Regions from separate parts of the Homo sapiens genome. Here regions 1, 2 and 4 are each linked to region 3. The links are chromatin loops, found by intact Hi-C in ENCODE. Cell type or tissue: PC-9. All regions are shown on one strand. Region 1 overlaps RAI14 (retinoic acid induced 14). Region 2 overlaps RAI14 (retinoic acid induced 14). Region 3 has its middle 170 kb from the start of RAI14-DT. Region 4 holds the start of TTC23L (tetratricopeptide repeat domain 23 like).

What was found. A loop is a pair of places that touch in the nucleus more often than their neighbours do. Peaks named below come from ENCODE experiments on the same cell type or tissue, not always from the same donor. Only the 100,000 strongest peaks of a DNase experiment are listed, where the experiment ranks them.
Region 1: a loop joins it to region 3, with 2.5 times the contacts of the local background. A loop is called at or near these places in 2 of 110 quality-filtered maps.
Region 2: it touches region 3 in a loop (6-fold over the local background); 2 of 110 quality-filtered maps call a loop at or near these places.
Region 4: it touches region 3 in a loop (7-fold over the local background); 10 of 110 quality-filtered maps call a loop at or near these places.

The regions. Positions count from the first base shown.
Region 1 is chr5:34,815,082-34,820,081 of GRCh38, reverse strand. It overlaps RAI14 (retinoic acid induced 14), which reads right to left. Exons shown (of 18, transcript NM_015577.3): 13 at 1,231-1,285. Among named protein-coding and RNA genes, the nearest start is that of TTC23L, 22 kb to the left of the region's middle. RefSeq lists a silencer at 2,232-2,432. In PC-9, no CTCF peak of the experiment used is centred here; no DNase peak of the experiment used is centred here; H3K27ac peaks cover 980 bases.
Region 2 is chr5:34,734,296-34,739,295 of GRCh38, reverse strand. The region is part of intron 2 of RAI14 (retinoic acid induced 14); the gene reads right to left. Among named protein-coding and RNA genes, the nearest start is that of RAI14, 80 kb to the right of the region's middle. RefSeq lists enhancers at 2,048-2,587, 2,594-3,094, 3,095-3,595. In PC-9, no CTCF peak of the experiment used is centred here; DNase peaks (open chromatin) are centred at 2,415 and 3,171; H3K27ac peaks cover 2,097 bases.
Region 3 is chr5:34,483,806-34,488,805 of GRCh38, reverse strand. No RefSeq gene overlaps it. Among named protein-coding and RNA genes, the nearest start is that of RAI14-DT, 170 kb to the left of the region's middle. RefSeq lists enhancers at 2,361-2,520, 4,832-5,000. In PC-9, CTCF peaks have their summits at 2,253 and 2,452 (motif pointing left); DNase peaks (open chromatin) are centred at 1,265 and 2,425; H3K4me3 peaks cover 792 bases; H3K27ac peaks cover 2,377 bases.
Region 4 is chr5:34,836,669-34,841,668 of GRCh38, reverse strand. It overlaps TTC23L (tetratricopeptide repeat domain 23 like), which reads right to left and starts at 2,505. Exons shown (of 11, transcript NM_144725.4): 1 at 2,410-2,505; 2 at 930-1,004. The coding sequence starts at 997. It overlaps TTC23L-AS1 (TTC23L antisense RNA 1), which reads left to right and starts at 2,337. Exons shown (of 2, transcript NR_183259.1): 1 at 2,337-2,486; 2 at 2,652-4,122. RefSeq lists an enhancer at 2,106-2,215. In PC-9, no CTCF peak of the experiment used is centred here; a DNase peak (open chromatin) is centred at 2,388; H3K4me3 peaks cover 1,973 bases; H3K27ac peaks cover 508 bases.

The sequences.
Region 1 (5,000 bases), 330 kb before region 3:
TTGACATGAAGTCTGGTGAGTGTGGAATGAACTAGGGAACTGGGAGCCTAAATGCAATTCTAAGAAATAAAAATTACTTCTAAGATACAGTGAATGGTTTTTAAAGTACCCAATGTAACATTTGTTTAGTTATATTAACATTGATCTCTGCCAGAAATTAGAAAGTTTAATGTTTCTAGGGCCGGGTGTGGTGGCTCATGCCTATAATCCCAGCACTATGGGGGGCCAAGGTGGGAGGATCGCTTGAGCTCAGGAGTTTGAGACCAGTCTGGGCAATACAGTAAGACCCCATCTCTAAAATAAATCAATAAATACATAAATAAAAAATATTTCTAAGTTCTGCAAATTAAAGGCTCCAAACACCTATGAAATACACAACAGATTAAGACACTGAATGCTGGAGCAAAAGTGGACCTTTGAAATTGTCTCTTCTACATTTTAAATGGATTCTGAAGGTACTATATTACATTCTTAAAGGGTAAATTCTTAGGAGGCACTCTTTTATAAGAGACACAATGAATTAAACCCTATGATCATAAAGACAATATGATTACATATGACTTCATGAACATTCTTGTCTTTGCGTGTGTCTACTTGAAATCCAAAGTAGAAAAGTTAGATGGGGACAGTCATGGAGGTGGCATGGTGGGTTCTCCCTTCATGAAATAATGTGCTGCTCAGCTGCAAAGAACGCGTTTAGCAGACAGCAGAAGCCTATGGACCTCATCTGAACATGATATTTTTAAATGGGTAAGATAAAATATATAGGCTACAGTAACTTAAGAGCTTATTTGGTAACAATAACAAGATCTGGCAGCAGGTCTAATAACTGCCATAATTTTTAGTAGCAATATTGTAAATATTTCAAGATATCTGCAATAACAGTAAGGTGATAGGAATTCTCTTGGTGACAAAATCACTGGTCTGCTAATACCACTGAGGCTTATTGCCTGTACTCATAATTGAACGAACTGCTAACATGTAGTTTGGGACAAATGAAAATAAAGATGTATTTTTCAAAATTCAAATTCAGAGACTCTTTAAAATGCAGGTGAAGAAGGCACCCTGAAGTACAGAGCGCTTCAGCTTGTGCATTACTGGCAGCTCTGTGTGGACATGCTGGCTTGTGACATTTTTACACAGTACCCCAGCTTGGCCTTTGCTCTCTTTAAATGGACATGAAATAGTTTGGTTGAAGGAAAAAAAAAAACAGATGCTTCCTTGTCTTACCTGTAGTACTGTCACTTAGTCTGTCTTTGTTTTCTCGTATAGAACTGATCTCAGCCTATTGAAACACAAAAATGACTTAAAGAACATTTCTAAATGTAACATTACACAAAAGAATCAAGCAGACTTTCCTCCTTGAGCTTACGCAGAGCAGATCTGGTATGATCCTACTAGAAAAGCAGCTAGAAAATCTCGAAGAAAGAAGATATTTTAAGCTATAAATGAGTAAAAGTGACAATTATCTACTAAGTTTAATTTCTAAAACATTAGAAGTTCCAGAGGGCATATTCTCTAAATATTTTTCAGAAGTTTCATTTAGTGAGTACAATGCAAATATATTTAAGATCACAATAATTTTATGTAATTGCTAATTTAGTGAGTTATGTACTAAAAACTGAGACAGCAAATAGTGCTTTCGTAATGAAGTCAAAGAGAAGTTCTATATGTCTGCATTATACATTGATTGAAATATTTTAAAGCAGATTTTTTAGCTTTATCATTTTATAAGTTATCTGCTATTAAAGTTACTATTAACTTTTCTAAGGGAAATGGTAATAAATATCATATGGTCTCAGATTGGCAATAGATTCCCTAAAGATTTTCTCTAATGCTTTGTCCCTGAATATCTGTTAATATACCATAAAAATTCTTGGAACTTCAAAGCCACAATCTCATTTCAAAACATTACAGTGACTTGCTAAAAATTACAATGTGGCATCCGAATGAGCCAGTCAATGATAAGAGAATTTTTCAGCAGAGATACCTTTGTAAAAGCCCAAATGCTAAATAATAAAGTAGCTTATTTTTAGTTAAGTGCTTATCTTTACAAAAAGCAGTCCTTTCACTTTTATAACAAATTTACTTGTTTTTATATTTTCCACTATATAACGTATAATAAACTGCATCCAGCCAAGTTTACAATTTGAAGAGTTTTTGACAGATGTATACCTATGGAACCAACACTATAGTCAAGATAGAGAATCTGTTCATTATGCCTAAAAGCTTCTTCATGCTTCATTACAACCAGTCCTTGCCCGCATCATTCCTAGGCAACCACAACTCTTTTTTTCACATTTCTTAGAATTCCTATAAATGGAATGTCATCCCATATGAATTTTTTGGTGGCTGGCTTCTCTCAGCATGATGACTTTTCAGATTCAACTATGTTGTTACTTGCACTACAGTTCATTCCTCTTTATTGGCAGATAATATTTCATTATATGGGTATATCTCATTATCTTTATTCACTTGTTCATGGACATTTGGTTTGCTTCCAATTTGGGGAGGTTGTGAATGAAGCTGCTACAAACATTTGCATACAAGATTGTGTCTAAACATACAATTTCATTTATTTTGGTAAACACCTATGAGTGGATGGCTGGATCATATATTAGGTTTATATTTAACTTTAATGAAACTTCCAGCTTTCCAAACTGGTAATAGTTATACCATTTTAGATTCCCACCAGCAGGAAATGGAGTTCTAGTTCTGCAACATCCTCAATCCTCACTTGGTAGTATCAGTCTTTTTAAACTTTAGCCATTTTAAATAGATATCACTTTTTCTTTTTTTTTTTTTTTTTGAGATGGAGTGTCTGTCGCCCAGACTGGAGTGCAGTGGCACAATGTTGGTTCACTGCAACCTCTGCCTCCCAGGTTCAAGCGATTCTCCTGCCTCAGCCTTCCCAGTAGCTGGGACTACAGGTGCCCGCCACCACACCTGACTAATTTTTTGTATTTTTAGTAGAGACGGGGTTTCACTGTGTTAGCCAGGACGGTCTCGATCTCCTGACCTCATGATCCACCCGCTTTGGCCTCCCGAAGTGCTGGGATTACAGGCATGAGCTGTGAGCCACCGAGCCTGGCCTAGATATCACTTTTGTCTCCTCCCTAAGCTAACGTAGGAATAAATGTCACTTTTTATCTTGTTTTTTTTTGTTGTTGTTTTTTCAGAAATGACAGTCTTATACTCTACCTCTGAAAAATCATAATTTGTGATATTCTTCGGATTGCACTGCTTCTTTGAGGCACAGTCATATCAGAAGATATTATCGTACTAACTATAAGAGTATAGTTGCCTTGTCTTACATAGAAATTCATCTGAAGAGTTTATTAGTAAAGTCTAAAGTGAGGGAAATGATAGGTTGATAGAATCTGTTTCAGATTAATGTGTATCCAAGTTAAAAAAAAACATCTTTAATAATTCTAAATAAGGGAAAGTAAGTAAATATAAAATATCGAAATTTCATGTTAACAATTATAAATTTTATTTCCCCCTTGAGTACAATTTCTCAGTATATTAAACAGATATTAAATGGAAATATCCTCCCACTTCCTTAAAATGTTTTGCAACCACAAATCTACAGAACCAGGTGGATAAAACCTAATGGATTTTCTAACATTTGTAAAATAAATACATATTACTTTTATAGTCAGGAAAAAAATTAACTATACAATTCTCAGTAAGACAACAGAGAATAACACAAGTTTCTGTCTCTTTGATTGGAATTAATATAAACTTAATTGGGTAAGAAGACTGCTTATCTAGTAAGTTCTTATCTTTGTCTCTTTTTAAAAAAACTTTAGCACTTTGTATTTGGAGCAATTTAAGATTTATAAAAAAGTTGCAAGATAGAAACCTTCACTTATTTCTTCTAATGTTTACAACAGATGTAGCCATTATACATTTGTCAATTGGTAAATTACTACTATCTAAATTACAACTTTATTCAAATTGCGCCAGTTTTTCGAATAATGGCCTTTTTCTGTCCCAGGATCCAATCTAGAATATTTCATTATAAATAGAGAAGTTCCTGAAATATAATTTTTGGCATTTCCTCAATATTCTGCATTCAGGAAAGAATGAGGAGAATAACAGGTAGAAGCTGGTAACTTCCACACCTTATTTTTGAAAAAATTAATTTATTTTTTAGTTGACAAATAAAAGTTGTATGTATTTACCATGTACATCATGATGTCTGCAAATACGTACATAATGTGAAAAGGCCATGGAGCTAATTAATCTCACACACTTATCATTTTTTGTGATGAAAACACTTAAAATCTGCTCCCTGAGTGATTTTCAGAATCCAATGCATTGTTATTAACTATAGTCACCATGTTGTACCATGGATCTCTTGAACTTATTCCTTTTATCTGGATGAAATGTTGTACCGTCTAGCCAACATCTCCCCAATACCTCCCACCACTCCCCCAATTATCATTCTACTCTCTGCTTCTATGGGTTCAACTTTTTTAGATTCCATATAAGTAAACTTTGTCCCTGCTCCCCACCACAAGACACTCGCTCTGTCGCCCATGCTGGAGTGCAGTGGCCCGATCTTGGCTCACTGCAACCTCTGCCTCCTGGGTTCAAGTAATTCTCCTGCCTCAGCCTCCTGAGTAGCTGGGACTACAGGTGCCTGCCACCAGGCCCAACTAATTTTTGTATTTTTTTCTTTTCTTTTTTTTTTTTTGAGACGGAGTCTCGCCCTGTTGCCAAGCTAGAGTGCAGTGGCGCGATCTCGGCTCACTGCAATCTCTGCCTCTTGGGTGTAAGTGATTCTCCTGCCTCAGCCGCCTAAGTAGCTGGGATTAAAGGTGCGCACCATCATGCCCAGCTAATTTTTGTACTTTTAGTAGAGACGGAGTTTCACCATGTTGGCCAGGATGGTCTCGATCTCTTGACCTCGTGATCCACCTGCCTCAGCCTCCCAAAGTGCTGGGATTACAGGCGTGAGCCACCAACCCCGGCCTAGTTTTTGTATTTTTAGT
Region 2 (5,000 bases), 250 kb before region 3:
GTTGCCCCTGTGTGCCTCAACTGCAAGACACGAGATAATAAGAGTAGCCTCTATCAGAGGGTTGTTGTGAGAATTAAATGAATCAAATATTTATAAAATATTGAAAACCATGTCTGGCACAGGGTAAACATTCAGTAAGTGTTAGCTGGTATGGTTATTATTCAAAGACCCATGGGAAATTCCACTCCGTTATTTTGAATAGCGCTTCTTTTTCTCTAGAATTAGCTGATGTTCATATTCACAATATACTTTCATGGCCAAACCCAGATTTACAGACTGTCTACAGCACAGATGAGATATACCGCAGGCTGTATACAAGCCCAGAAGCTTCAGCTGCCACCATACTTATCCAGAGAATAACTGATTTTTAAGCTACTAAGGAGGTTTGAACTTAGGGGAAAATTCATCCATATCTTGAGCAATGTATCGATGTCCCATCAAAATAAACTGCAGAATATACAATTAAGGGAAAACTTGTATCTGCATAGGAAACTGTGGTAAGATGGTATCCTCAAGCTAGAAATTTCAGGATATCTCTTAGAGTGTTAAGTCAGAGGGGACAAATTTGAAGGAAGGCCAATTGGACCAGTGATGTCAACAAGCTGCCTTCTTGTCTGCCAGGAAAATGTCTGGAAGAGATCCCAACAAAATCCCATTCACAGTTCCTAATTCAGAGGAATAAAGGGTGATGGTGAGGGTATGTCAAGTCTACCTGATTCCCACTTGGTGTCACCACAAAAGGCACCACACCAACAGCACACCAAGCAAACAAGGGAGGCCAAGAGTACAGGTGTGCGCAGCCAGTGCCAAGGTGCCCAGCAAGAAAAGGGCACTGCTCCCATGAATTCCACACTGCTCCTGGCAAGGAAAAGAGCATCTGGCAGTCACCTCCAATGCACATATTCCTTGGGTGACAGAATTCTGAATTAGCAAAGTGTAGAAATAGCAAACTGTAGAACAATAACTACAGCTTTTCCTTCCGCTTTTTTATTTTGGACAGAAATATTTGGGGTTTTGTTTTTGTTTTTTTAAATTTTAGAGATGGGATCTCACCGTGTTGCCCAGGCTGGTCTCAAACTCCTGAGCTCAAGCAATCCACCTGCCTCAGCCTCCCCAAGTGCTGGGGTTCAGACATGAGCCACTGTGGTCGGCCTGGACTAAAATATTTGAATACAAATCTTACAACTTCTAATAGACCCCATCTCATTCCTCAATTCCATAGCCCTCCCTCTATAAATATGAGCAGACAGAAATGGCACAGTTCCTAAGAAAAGCTTTAGCAGTCCAAAAGAAGAGAAGTTCTTTGAGGAATCAGAGAACATTTGTTCCTGCAAAACAGAATGACTCTAAGAAACCAGACAGGTTTTCTAATGTGTGCTTTCAATTAGATTCAGGAAAAAATATGTCCATGACACTGCTCTAGAAAACAATCTGAAATCAGAAATATGCCAAATTTAAAATGTGTTGGAAGCAGCAAAGAGCAGATTGAGGAATCCAGATAATTTTGAAGCTTTTTTTGGTTTTGTTTTTTGTTTTTGAGAGAGGGTCTCACTCTGTCACCCAGGCTGGAGTGCAGTGGTGGGCTCATAGCTCACTGCAGCTTCAACCTCCTAGGCTCAAGCTGTCTTCCCACCTCAGTTTCCTGAGTAGTTGAGACTACAGGTGCAAGCCACCATGCCCAGCTAATTTTTAAATTTTTTTTTTTTGTAGAGATGAGGTCTGTGTTGCCCAGGCTGGTCTCAAACTCCTAAGCTCAAGCGATCCTCATCTTGGCCTCCCAGAGTGCTGGGATTACAGGTGTAAGCCACCGTGCCAAGACATCTAAAGAACTTTCTCCTAAAGGTGGTGATCTATTTGGAATGAGTAACAGGTAGTAATTCCAATAACTCCATAATTACCCACAGTATTTTTAAAAACCAATCTGTTCTCAAGACCTTCCTTCAAAATTTTACGCTAATACTACTTTCCTTAACTTGTCAAAAATCCTTCAAGCCCAGCATAAATGCCAGCACCTTCAGCCTCAGCACATCCTGCACTACATTAGGAGTATCTGTGTGCTTACCTGGCCTCTGAATTGTTCTATTTAGTATCCTGGCTGTACCAACCATTTTGGCACCAGAGACCAGTTTCATGGAAGACAATTTTTCCATAGACCAGGGGCCGGGGGAGATGGTTTTGGGAGAAAACTGTTCCACCTCAGATCATCAGCAATTAGATTCTGATAAGGAGTACTCAACCTAGATCCCTCACATGATCAGTTCACAGTAGGACTTGCTCTTCTATGAGAGTTTAATGTTGCCACTCATCCGACAGGAGGCAGAGCTCAGGTGATAATGCCTGCTTGCCTACCACTCACCTCCTGCTGTGCAGCCTGGCTCCTAACAGGCCACAGACAAATACCAGTCTGTGGCCCAGGGACTGGGGATTCCTGAATTACTCAATCACTAGCAGGAATTCTGCACATTATAGACAGCAAAGTAAAACATGGCAAACATTGAAAAGATCATTCTTACAAAGAAAGTTGTCGATGTAACCCTAAAGAACTCTGGTGTTTTTTCTCACTGTTATCTCAATTTGTTCAAACCCACATTCTGGCTGGGCATGATGGCTCATGCCTGTAATCCTAGCACTTTGGGAGGCTAAGGCAGGAGGATCCCTTGAGCTCAGGAATTTGAGACCAGCCTGGGCAACACAGTGAGACCTCATCTCTGTCAAAAACAAACAAAAAAGCTAACCCACAATTGACACAGACTTTTAAGAAAATGCTCTAATTTAACCTGAATATCAGTCTACTTAATGAACGGCTTTACAAAGCATTTCCATAACTATGGAAATTTAGGGCAGTTTGGAATTAAAAAAAAAACAAAAAACACTTGCCATTTTGATTTTTATTTTGAGATGGAGTCTCACTCATTGCCCAGGCTGGAGTGCCTGGTGGAGCGATCTCGGCTCACTGCAACCTCCGCCACCCGGGTTCAAGCTATTCTCCTGCCTCAGCTCCTGAGTAGCTGGGATTACAGGCACACGCCACCATGCCCAGCTAATTTTTGTAGTTTTAGTAGAGACGGGGCTTCGCCATGTTGGCCAGCCTGGTGTCGAATTCCTGACCTCAGGTGATCCGCCCGCCTTGGCCTCCGAAAGTGCTGGGATTACAGGCGTGAGTCACCGCGCCCAGCTGAATTTTTCTTATACATTGCAAAGCACAGTCCAGCCCTGCCCCCTACCAAAAGGTTGAAAACCACCTATCGAGACCTGCTGTGAAGTTTAAATGAGATAATGCATAAAAACCATAGTATGTGCCTTGCACATATTAACTGCTGAGTAAAAGTTCACTATTTTGTCATGATCACTTGTATCACGTATTCTGCACTCTGTGAGGTCCTATGAGTACCACAGGAAAACCACAGCCAAGTTTCCTAACTCGCAGAGCTTATAGGCTGATACTGGAATTGTACAGACAAAAAGATGCAGTCCTATGACGGCACCATTTCTCTGCATGCTAAAACTCCACTCTAATTTATCAAGCTCTAGGCACTTAAATAAACCCTGCCGAATTAATTTCCCTGAAGCACTTCAATGATTCCAACAAATTACAAAATAGACCATAAGATGAATAACATTTGGAATTTCTTTATACAAGTTAGAGTGTTCACATTTTCTAGTTTTCAAGATGATGACTACAACAACTTTCAAAGTTACTTGGAAGATTTATGTTGTAAGAAAGGCACTTTTCCAAATTACCACATGCATTTGTAAATGCCAAGTAATATTTAGTGCATTCAGTTGTTGAAATATAAGCCAGATTGTGAAACTTACTAAAAGCTTTTACGTACAGAGACTTTAACACTCAGAGATGATGAAAAATGTAAAAAAATCTTCAGTAATTAAGGACATAGGACACCTAAAATGCTAAAGACCTGGTGTAAGTATATATTCTAGCTTTTCATTAAGTTTGATAGTATAATTTCTTTACAAAACTTTTGCATATATAAACAAGATTCACCGTAAACAAGTTTCAAAGATACAGAAAATTTAAAAATAAAAATGAAACCACTATCAGTCCTATCACTCAAGAATTACCCTGCCCATTTTTTCTATCAGTCCATATTTTTTCTATGCATATAGCAAATATTTTGCTCAACAGCCCAGTTTTCTCACCAAGTAACATATGCTGAACTTTCTTCCTATCAATAAAGAGCTGCATCAACATTCTTTAAAGCTAAACGATATTAAACATCTAGGTTGCCACCAGGTTTTCATTATAAGCAGCTCCACCTCTAGCATCTTTCAACCTTCATGTCTGTGTAGTATAGTGTGACTTCAAGGATAAATGAGATGGTTGGGTGTGGTGGCTCACACCTGTAATCCCAGCATTTTGGGAGGCTGAGGCAGGCGGATCATAAGGTCAGGAGTTCGAGACCAGCCTGGCCAACATGGTGAAACGCTGTCTCTTCTAAAAATACAAAAATTAGCTTGGCGTGGTGGTATGTGCCTGTAATCCCAGCTACTCGGGAGCTGAGGCAGGAGAATTGCTTGAACCTGGGAGGCGGAGCTTGCAGTGAGCCGAGATTGCGCCACTGCACTCCAGCCTACGCAACAGAGCAAGACTCTGTCAAAAAAAAAAAAGAAAGAATAAATGAGATATGCACAAATACTGCTGGAATCTTCCTGGCCTGCCAGTTAATGCCCCAATTCATACATTTATAATTTTTTTAATCTTTGAGATCACTAATGACATCATTCAATAGAAATCCTTTTCCTTCTACTCCTTCTACTAAAAAGTCTTTAGGGGCTGAGATAAAAGCCTTGGTATGTCTTCTATTGCACCAGCATTAGAGACAAAAGCCTACTGCTGAGGATAGCGAACCACAAAGTTACCACCTTCAGAAAGAGGGGGGTCATATACCTCCTTTAGAAGTTACTAAAAGATAACAGAGGTAGCCCTGCTAATACCAGCTTCCTAGACTATATCAGAACACTGGGGAGCGGGCAATCAGAAT
Region 3 (5,000 bases):
GATAACATTTTGGTATATTTGCTTCAGTTTATGTTTTATTAAAAATAAAAAGGCATTAGTTTCTCCAAGGTGGGGCAAATAAAAAAATAAAAAGACAAAAATCAAAACATTATTGATTTTTGTTTTAGTTTCTTCTAAACTTAAATAAATTGCATATGTATTTTATAATATTTTCTGATGTCTTGAGGATGTATGTGTCAACAACATTTTTATTGGTGGCAATATATTTTATTAAATTAATATATCAAAATTTATGTAAACATTCCCTTACTGTTTGGCAGTAAATGGGCTTCATTTTTTTTGTTATAAATAATAATGAGGCAAAAATGTAAGCATTCAAACCTGCTTATGTCCCCGACAATTTCTGATGATAAATTCCTAGAAGTAGAATGACTAGATCGCTTACACATTTTCTATGATTTCTCTGCGTAGCTCAGTGACTCTATTATCTCTCCTGCTAAACTCAGTTTCTTACAAAACAAAATACAATGAAACTTTGCTAAATAAATAGACAAAAGTAGTATTGGCATACATTTATCCTATGATGGGTGATAAAATGAAGATCCAAAAGCTTTTGGCAGGCTGGAACAGCATCTCAGATGTTTCCAATGACAATTCTTAGGGATATGGTCTGGCATTTAGAGTCACCAGACCAAACGAGTGAAGTACAAGATGAAAGAGATGTGACATAACAACAGGCAAGAGGAGTCATGTGAATCAAAAAAAAAAAAAAAAAATGCTCACTATCTTTGGCCGTAATAATAAAAGTATAGAGTCCAGAACAGGAGGATGATGGTCCTGCTCTGCTCTGCGTGGTCAGAGTCACCCTCAGTACTTGGCCCCACACAGTAAAGGAAACACTAATAAATAGCCCCTGCTCAGAGGAGAGATCAGAATAACAAGAAATAACCTATGTGATCTCACTTTTCTGTATTGAGACTTGGTAGCCATGTCTATGTTATGTGACGCAGGCCCCTGCCCAGGGTTGGCTAATCCCAGGTAGGTCTTCAGAATCTCAATAGGAAGTTGAAATTGACATGAAAGTCACCAATGAGTTACGTGAATGGCAGGACTGCAGTAGGAGGACGCTGACTCCTGCTCTGAATCCCAGCAACTTCCTTCTCAGGTTGGAGATGTTTAATTCCTCTTTTGATTCTATGAGACATCTCAGGTAAAGCTCACCAGAGCCTGTTTCTGTAACTTGCAACTGAAGTATTAATAGAACTGTGCTAGTACACTACGGAAATGTTGAAACAACCATGGTGTTTATTTTGGAGGAGAAAAGACTTAGAGGGAAACATAAGAGCTGTGGGCAAATATTTGAAGGACTGGTCACCGAGAAGCCGAGTCAGGCTTGTTTCACAAGGCCTCAAATGGCAGAACTAGAAAGGTGCAGGGTCCATTGGATTTCCTCAAAGATCGGAGTTGCCTTGGGAAAGAGAGCGTTCTCAGTGCAAATGTCCACATGTTTTTGTGCAACCTCATGACGACTCTTGTAGAGGCATTCGAGCATTAAATGTTACTGCTTTCAGAGCGCTCCTCTGGTCTGGGCAACCACCCTTGTTCATCCCTTTAACTTTTATTTAAGGTACCCTTGGAAGGCCATTCCTGGGATTTGGGTGCCCCTGGGGCAATGAGGTCAAAGACATATACAGAAGGTCCACAACTGACCATGGTTTGACCTAAGATTTACGATGGTGCAGAAAAAATATGTGTTCAGTAGAAACTATACTTCAGAATTTGAACTTTGATCTTTTCCAGGGCTGGTGATAATATAGTACAATGCTCTCTCATGATGCCAGGCAGGGGTAGTGAGCAGCAGCTCCAGTCAGCAACAAAGTCATGAGGACAGACAACTGATACTGTGCTCTACAGTGTACTGTGTTCAATAAATTACACGAGATATTCAACACTTCATGATAAAATAGGCTTAGGTGTTACATGATTTCACCCAACTGTAGGCTAATGGAAGTGTTCTCAGCACGTTTGTGGTAGGCTAGGCTAAGCTATGGTGTTCAGTAGGTTAGGAGTATTAAATGCATTCTCTACTTATGATAATTTCGGCTCACGATGGGTTTACAAGACGTAGCCGCATAAGTCAAGGAACATCTGTACTCTTGGAAGTCACTCTCTTTGGAGACTTCAGGAAAATAGCAAGCAGTTGATTACATCGTTCTAAACATTCTATCATTGTTGATTAAATTAAATTCAGTACAGGATGTTTTTATACTTTAAAGATATAAGCCAAATAGTCTGTGAATTTTGGGGTGGTTTGCTTTGCCTGCTTTGATTATCTTCTGTATGTCAGGAGAGCTGACAAAATTGTTTGCCTTTCTGCCTCCGATACGTTTGCCTACTCCAACCTCCTGCATACTCTTTCTAACAGATGATTTTGTTCCCAGCGGGTCTGAATCGAATCCCAACAGAAGGAAGAGCAGCGCCACCTACTGGGCACGGATTCTCGAGCTTTTTATTCTGAGTATTTACTCCTGTTCTTGGGAGACAACCCCGTTAAAAGTCGCATCACAGAACCCAAATGACATAATCTGAGTCCCCAGTGACATTCTGGAAGAATCTGGAATAATTAAATATCCCACCATTAGTTGGATGGGGCTTCTGAGGTTTGCTTCCAAAGGGAAAGAGACTTAATAAAACAGGCTTCTCCAACAATCCATTATTCTCCAGGTTTACAAAGGCTACCCACCAGTTGGTCAGGCTTTGAGAGCATTTTGGAAGGATCCCGAGTTTTTCTGAAAAAGGAACCATATTTTCTAAAAATCTACAACCTTATTTAAAGCATCTTGAAGAAATACAAAATACAGACACAAGATGGACCAAATGTTAATGGCTTAATTTAACCCATAAGCCTTCCCAAAACTCAAAGAAGTGTTTGGATCTGGTGAGGATCTTGCTTGGCTAGGCAACCTTGCTTGCTTAGTTGTTCTTTCAGTTTAGCTAACATATGAGAGAGGAAAGTGTACAAACAGACCTCTTGTCTTGAGCAGCTGCCTGTCAGCCAGTTGATGAATTGTCTGCCATCTTCTGTTAATGTCCAGGAACTGGTAACTGAGTGGGAAACCCAGTCACTCAGGAAAGAATTGGGCTGTATCTGATACAGTATCAACTAGAATTGTTTTCAAAGCTGTAAACGAAAACAGCTGCAAGGGTAAAGTTCCTGTGCAGGGTGGCCAGGTGCAGTGGCTCATGCCTGTAATCCCAGCACTTTGGGAGGCCGAGGCAGGTGGATCACCTGAGGTCAGGAATTTGAGACCAGCCTGGCCAACATGGTGAAACCCCATCTCTACTAAAAACACACACAAAAACATTACCCAGGTATGGTGGCAGGTGCCTGTAATCCCAGCTACGTGGGAGGCTGAGGAAGGAGAATCACTTCAACCTGAGAGGTTGAATGCAGTGAGCCAGGAATGCCCCACTGCACTCTAGCCTGGGTGACAAGAGTGAAACTCCATCTCAAAAAACAAAACAAAACAAAATAAATAAATAAAAAATAAAAGTTCCTGTGCAGGGCTTGTGTACATATTTGGGTAGCTTCACTGAAGTGTCTCAAGGGCCTAAACTGCGCCTGATTCACAGGAGGACTCAATAAATATTTCTAGAGTGAATGAAGGGGTGGGGGTGGGAGGTGAGGTTGCAGGGAAAAGGCAGTGATCACAGACAGTCAGACCACAAGACACCTTAGAACAGCAGCCCCCAGCCTTTTTGGCACTAGGGACCAGTTTTGTGGAAGACAATTTGGAAGGGGTTGCGGTTGGGGAGGTTGGAGAGGTTGGGGAGGAGTGATGGTTTCAGGATGATTCAGGCACATTACATTTAGAATCAGTGGGAGCTGAGCTTGTTTTCCTGCAACTAGATGGTCCTCTCTGGGGATGATGGGAGACAGTGACAAATCATCAGGCATTAGATTCTCATAAGGAGTGCACAGCCTAGATCCCTCACGTGCACAGCTCACAATAGAGTTTGTGCTTCTATCAGAATCTGATGCCTCCACTGATCTGACAGGAGGCAGAGCTCAGGGAGTAATGTCAGCTGCCCGCCGTTCACCTCCTGCTGTGCTGCTGATTCTTAATAGGGAAGGGACCAGTACTGGTTCATGGCCCAGGGGTTGGAGACCCCTGCCTTAGACAACATGCAGCCCAGTGGATTTCAAAGAGTGCTCTGTGAACACCAGGGCTCCACAGAGGGGCTTGGATGGCTGTTCAAATGTTTTATTCCAATGTCATTAAAAATACATTTTAGCCTGTGATAAAAAGTGCTATTAAAATGCATATTCAAATTTACTGACACACCCAAATGCATTACTATATGCTGCCTGATTAGCTAGGTTTTTTTTGGATTCATTTTGGTTTTGATGACCTCAGATTCAAACCTGTTCTGCTCTAGTTAATGAGTGCCCTTATTTGGCAAGGCAATCACTGAAAAAATAGAAAGAGAGAGAGAGAGGAAGGAAGGCTTTGCAAACACCCTTTTGGATCAATCAGGATATTTTGTGATACATGACAACTAAAATAAGATACACAAACAGCCTTGTTTCATTATTTTATAATCCAATATGTATTTGAGGTTGTTTATATATATAAACATATATTTTATATTTACATCTGCTTTTTAATATTAAAGTTCTGGGGAAAAATTGGGTGTTGCTAACAAATAATTATAAAGCCACCCCTTTCAAACTCCTCATTTTGCAGAAGAGGAAACTAAGTCAAAGAGCCATGATGAACTCCCTTGACCTCTCAGGATGGATTACTAGCAAACCCCAGAACTTGAACCTAAGTTTTAGTTCTTTCTAAATTGCAAATTGTCCTAATGTTTGTTGTTGTTATTAAATATAGTTTAGTTTTGGATGAGACCTCTTGTTGGCAAATGAATTCAGTTCTCTAATGTGAATTTCCTTTTGTTTGGGGGCATGAAAAATGTTAGCAAACAGCCTTCATGTAACATTAAATGTCTTTTTGAATTAACCTGTAGCATCTTAAAGG
Region 4 (5,000 bases), 350 kb before region 3:
GTGTGTGCCTGTAGTCCCAGCTACTCAGGAGGCTGAGGTGGGAGGATCTCTTGAGCCTAAGAGGCCAAGGCTGCAGTGAGCCGTGATTGCACCACTGCACTCCAGCCTGGGTGACAGAGCAAGGCTGTCTCTAAAAACGAAACAAAACAAAACAAGAATGGATTCTAGAGTCAGAATGCCCAGTTTAAATACCATTTACTAGCTTTGCAACTTTGGGCAAACTCCCTAACATCTCTTTGATTCATACTCATCTATAAAATGTACCAATAACAGTAACTCCTTCACAGGGCTTGGGGGGATTAAATCAGCTAAGACGTTTAAGGTACTTAGAACAGAGCCTGGCACATAGTATGTGCTCAATAAGTATTAGACGATACGAAAGTTTTATTTACTCTATTTCATAAAAATTTTCTCATTAACTTTGTTATAGCTAACTCTCTACAATTTTGCCAATCTTGTTATAACTAACCTATTTTTATTTTAAAAACTTTTAAAATTTCCTTAAGTCGGGAAAAAGCAATCTTCTATCATGCATAGGTTGTAAATACAAACAGATATTATAGCAGAATCATTATTAAAGCACATCAGAAACACAACCTTCTTTTTTATTTTATTTTATTTTTTTTTGAGACAGGGTCTCTATTGCCCAGACTGGAGTGCAGTGATGGAATCTCAGCCCACCACAACCTCTGCCTCCGGGTTCAGCTATTCTCCTGCCTCAGCCTCCCGAGTAGCTGGGATTACAGTCGCGTGCCACTACCGCGCAGCTAATTTTTGTATTTTTAGTAGAGACGGGGTTTCACCATGTTGGTCAGGCTGGTCGTGAACGCTTCTCATGCAAAGCTCCTCACCCAGGTTTGCCTTAAGCAGGAGGTCCCAGTGTTTCAGCCCAGTAAGTACCTGTGATGTCAAAATGCTGTGATACTTACATATGGAAGCAGAAATCCCAGTCGATGTCATTGCTAACAGTTGGGATACGGATGGGGCTGGCTTGCATCTTCTTCCTACCAAGAATCAGGTAAGGTCAGCTTTGAGAGAAAAGGCTGGGTGTCTGTTCTATTTTCCCCCTCTGGTTTGCTATTAACATTAAACTAAAACTGCTCAAATATATAACCCATCCTAAATCCACAGACTACGCATACTTAGATATGGAGACCGCTGGAAAACAGACATTTGCCAAATTAAATGTCTAAGTTAAATTTCTTTCCCCTAATTTCAACTCCACCCTACTTCTCCAAAATCCCTGGCCTTTATGTCTCAAAGCAAGCACATTTACAGTTCCTGGGTCATCAAAACTATGGTCACCTACTTAACTCAGATATTGTTTTTGCAGGTCTGACGGCGTGTTGGATTTAAGCAAAGCAACCAACTCTCAGTGGTAAACGAAGCACAGCCAGTGTATTGGTTAATTCTGCTTTCCCCCCCCCCCCCGGGGTCATTTCACTAATTAATAGCAGATTCTAGTACAGGGGTCACGAGGCGGGTACAGAGGCTCACGCCTGTAATCCCAGCACTGTGGGAAGCCGAGGCGGGTGGATCACCCGAGTTCAGGAGTTCGAGACCAGCCTGGCCAACAGGGTGAAACCCCGTCTCTACTAAAAATACAAAATATAGTCGGCTGTGGTGGTGCACGCCTGTAGTTCCAGCTACTCGGGAGGCTGAGGCAGGAGAATCGCTTGAACCCGGGAGGCGGAGATCGCGCCACTGCACTCCAGCCTGGGCGACAGAGCGAGACTCCGTCTCAAAATAAAATAAAACAATAAAATGAAATTCATGTGTCTGTTTTAGTTGTTGCTGTTAGATGATAGGAGAAACCTCGGAAGCACAAAACGAAAAATGTGATTTCTAAATACAGTATTTGTGAAATTCAACTCTCAAGGAAGGCTATGCCAGTCGCTTAAATCAAACCCAAATCGAACGCAGTTACTTATTGAATGTTAACATCCACCAAGTCGCCTCTCCTTTCACCCTCCAGAATCACTAATTCCCACCGAGCCCTGAGTGGCTTTCTGACCCAGGCTCCAGAGCATCCATTATCCGAAAATCAGAAAGGGAGAGTCACTAATTTCTCTTTTTAACCTCCACTTTAAACACTATGCCCACAGCAAAGAGTTCTGATCTCTCAAACTCCCGGACTCTGTTCCTATGACGTTCCGCACGGCCCTGAGCCCCTCAAGGACGAATCGCTCCTCTTTTCCCGCTGTGGTTCTGCGGCAAGTCTGTAAGCCCTGACGCCGCAGGTCGAGCTCTGAGAGCCTCTCTGCCGCGGAGGCTCTAAGAGAACGCGCGAGTGCGCAAAGGGCACCTGGCTCAAGGCGGAGAAACCACGCCCCGGAACCAGCCTCCCAGCTCCCTGAGCCCGACGGCGCGGCTTCCTCCCGCTGCGTCGGCCTCCTGACCCTGGCGCACCTCGGTCCGGGCGCCAAAGCGGTGCCTCGCGAAAGCTGCACAGCCTGCGACGTCCCCAGTTACCTTCCGCAGCCCAGGTCCGGCCAAGGAGACAATACCGTTGCCATGGGAACGGAACGCTACGGGTTCTGCTGGGAGCGCCTGTAGCCATGGCGACGCGGGGCACTTCCGGTTCGGAGAGTCCCTGTTGTCTGGCGCCTACAGCAGCCCTTGCCTTACCCTCCGCTTTCCCTTCCCCGCAGGTTAGACGCGCCCGGCCTCCGGCTCGCCCCAAAACTGGCCTCTGCATATTGTATCTCACGAGACCTTACCCCTCGGAGGTGAAGGCGTAGGAAGAGAAGATACATTCCGTCCAAGGATGGAAGGGAGCGCCGGGCCCCACGGCCCTACTTATTTAAAGCTGCGACGTGTGCGGGCTGTATTCGGCGACGATCCTGGCCACGGTGCACCCCCACAGCTCCTCGGGAGTTTTGTTTTTATGGACCCCAGAGGAAAGGCTTAGATATGGCTGTTGACTGTGCTGGCACCGTCTGTGTTACCCAGTAAGATTGGAGCTAGGCATGGTTAGGAAAGCTGATTGCAGGAAGAGAGTAGGGTAAGAAATCGACTACTAGATCTGCTAATGGTTAGCTGTTCATTATTTATTTAGCACTTAGCCCTAAATAATGCAGCCATATCTTACCCTTTCGTTGGCATGGAATACAGTGTGTGTAATACACACAAGGTGCAGAGGCAATTGTGGCCATACCCAAAGAAACAGCGCCAGCTCTTGCAACGCTATGTTGAAGGATGTTATTATGAACCCTATCATAGACTAGGCCTATGGCAAGTCAAGTTGGAGTGAATGTGTCCCAGTTGTTTTCAGAAAAGAGCAGACTAGGTAGAGAGACAAGGAGAACATTGAGAATGTGAAAGATGGTGTTTACGTTTGGTGTTTGTTATTTCCAGCTCTAGGCTGGAAGTTTAATTGCCATTGATCCAAGACTGCCAAGAAAGCCTTTTTGGAGTTAGGTTGGAGGAGTTATTTAAATGAGTTTGCTTGAATATCTCTTAAGTAAAACCTGTATGGTCTGTTAACTCAAGATTTAAATCTGTACTTTCGAGCTCCATAGTCACAATTTTGGAAAGATTCCCCCACTTTATTCTTTTTCCTAAGAAAACTCTCAGCATGGAACAATGATGACAGCAATGAACCTGATTTCAGAATGTCAAGGTTCTGGTTTTGACTCTGTAGCCTGGGCCGAGTCACGGCCAGTGGGTCCCAATTTTCTTGCCTATACGGTGAAAGTTTTTGTACCACTTGCTTTCTGAAGCGCCTTCTGGTTCCAGGTTTCTGTAAGGGGTAAACGATTTTTGTGACTCTATGAACAGTATTTAACATGTATGGGAGTAAAAAGGAAGAACCTGTTTCCTGTTCTCCAACATTTATTTCTTTTACCCCTTGTTAAGTTGGTCATCAAATTGAAAGGTTTTAATGTTCTTTCATTCTAGGAAATGGCTGTGAGATTGTTTCTAAGTATATTAAAGGTAATGTCTCTTTTCTAAACCTTTGCTTTTGCTGATAATTGTGGAGAGAAGAACCAGAACAGGCACTGAATTCCCATTCCTAAAGCCAACGCTCTAATTCGGCCTCCATTTCATTAGCTCTGACCGGAAGCATGTTGCCTGCATCTGTAAAAATTATAAATCAAAATAAAATAACTTTGGCGACTATTTTTTTTCTTTTTTTGAGACAGAGTCTCACTCTGTGGCCCAGGTTGGAGTGCAGTGGTGTGATCTTGGCTCAGTGCAACCTCCGCCTCCCGGGTTCAAGCAATTCTGCTGCCTCAGCCTCCCGAGTAGCTGGGATTACAGATGTGTGCCACTACTGTCTGTCTAGTTTTTGTATTTTTAGTAGAGACAGGGTTTCACTGTGTTGGCCAGGCTAGTCTCGAACTCCTGACCTCAGGTGATCTGCCTGCCTCAGCCTCCCAAAGTGCCGGGATTACAGGTGTGAGCCACCGTCCAGCCAGAACTTTGAGGACTCTTGAAGTTTTTTGGTATTTCTTTCCTTGTCATGTTAACCCTGTCCCCCAAATGTAAGCTTTAGTTGTAGTATATACACTTTTAGGTTTGTTCACTAACTCTAGAATGGCATCCCACTAATCTAAGTGGATAGTGCGTTTCCACCGTGTGTATTCACATTCCCTCCCCTGATCCGGAGGTAGAGGTGGCAAGCATTGCTATTGCAGAAATTGCATAGAGGAAGCAGTATGGGGGGTTTTTCTAGGCTCTAACAACCCCAAATCAAATGTGATTATCTCCAAGCTATTCTTATCCCAGGAACTGTGAAATTTAAGGCAAGGAAATCCAAATAAACTTTCGCTTGGAACACATTTTTATGGCCTCTCAAGAGAGGGTTAGATGCCTTGCTTCTGAGCCCTCGCAGTACCCTGTCCACAATCTCATCATGACTCTCACATTGTACTGGCACTTCTGTTTATTTGCAAGTTTCTCCAATCTCCATACATCTATCCATCCACCCAGACAAAAATATTTGTGGAATACCTACTATGTGCCAGATAATGTTCTAAGCAGTAGGAAAGCAAAAG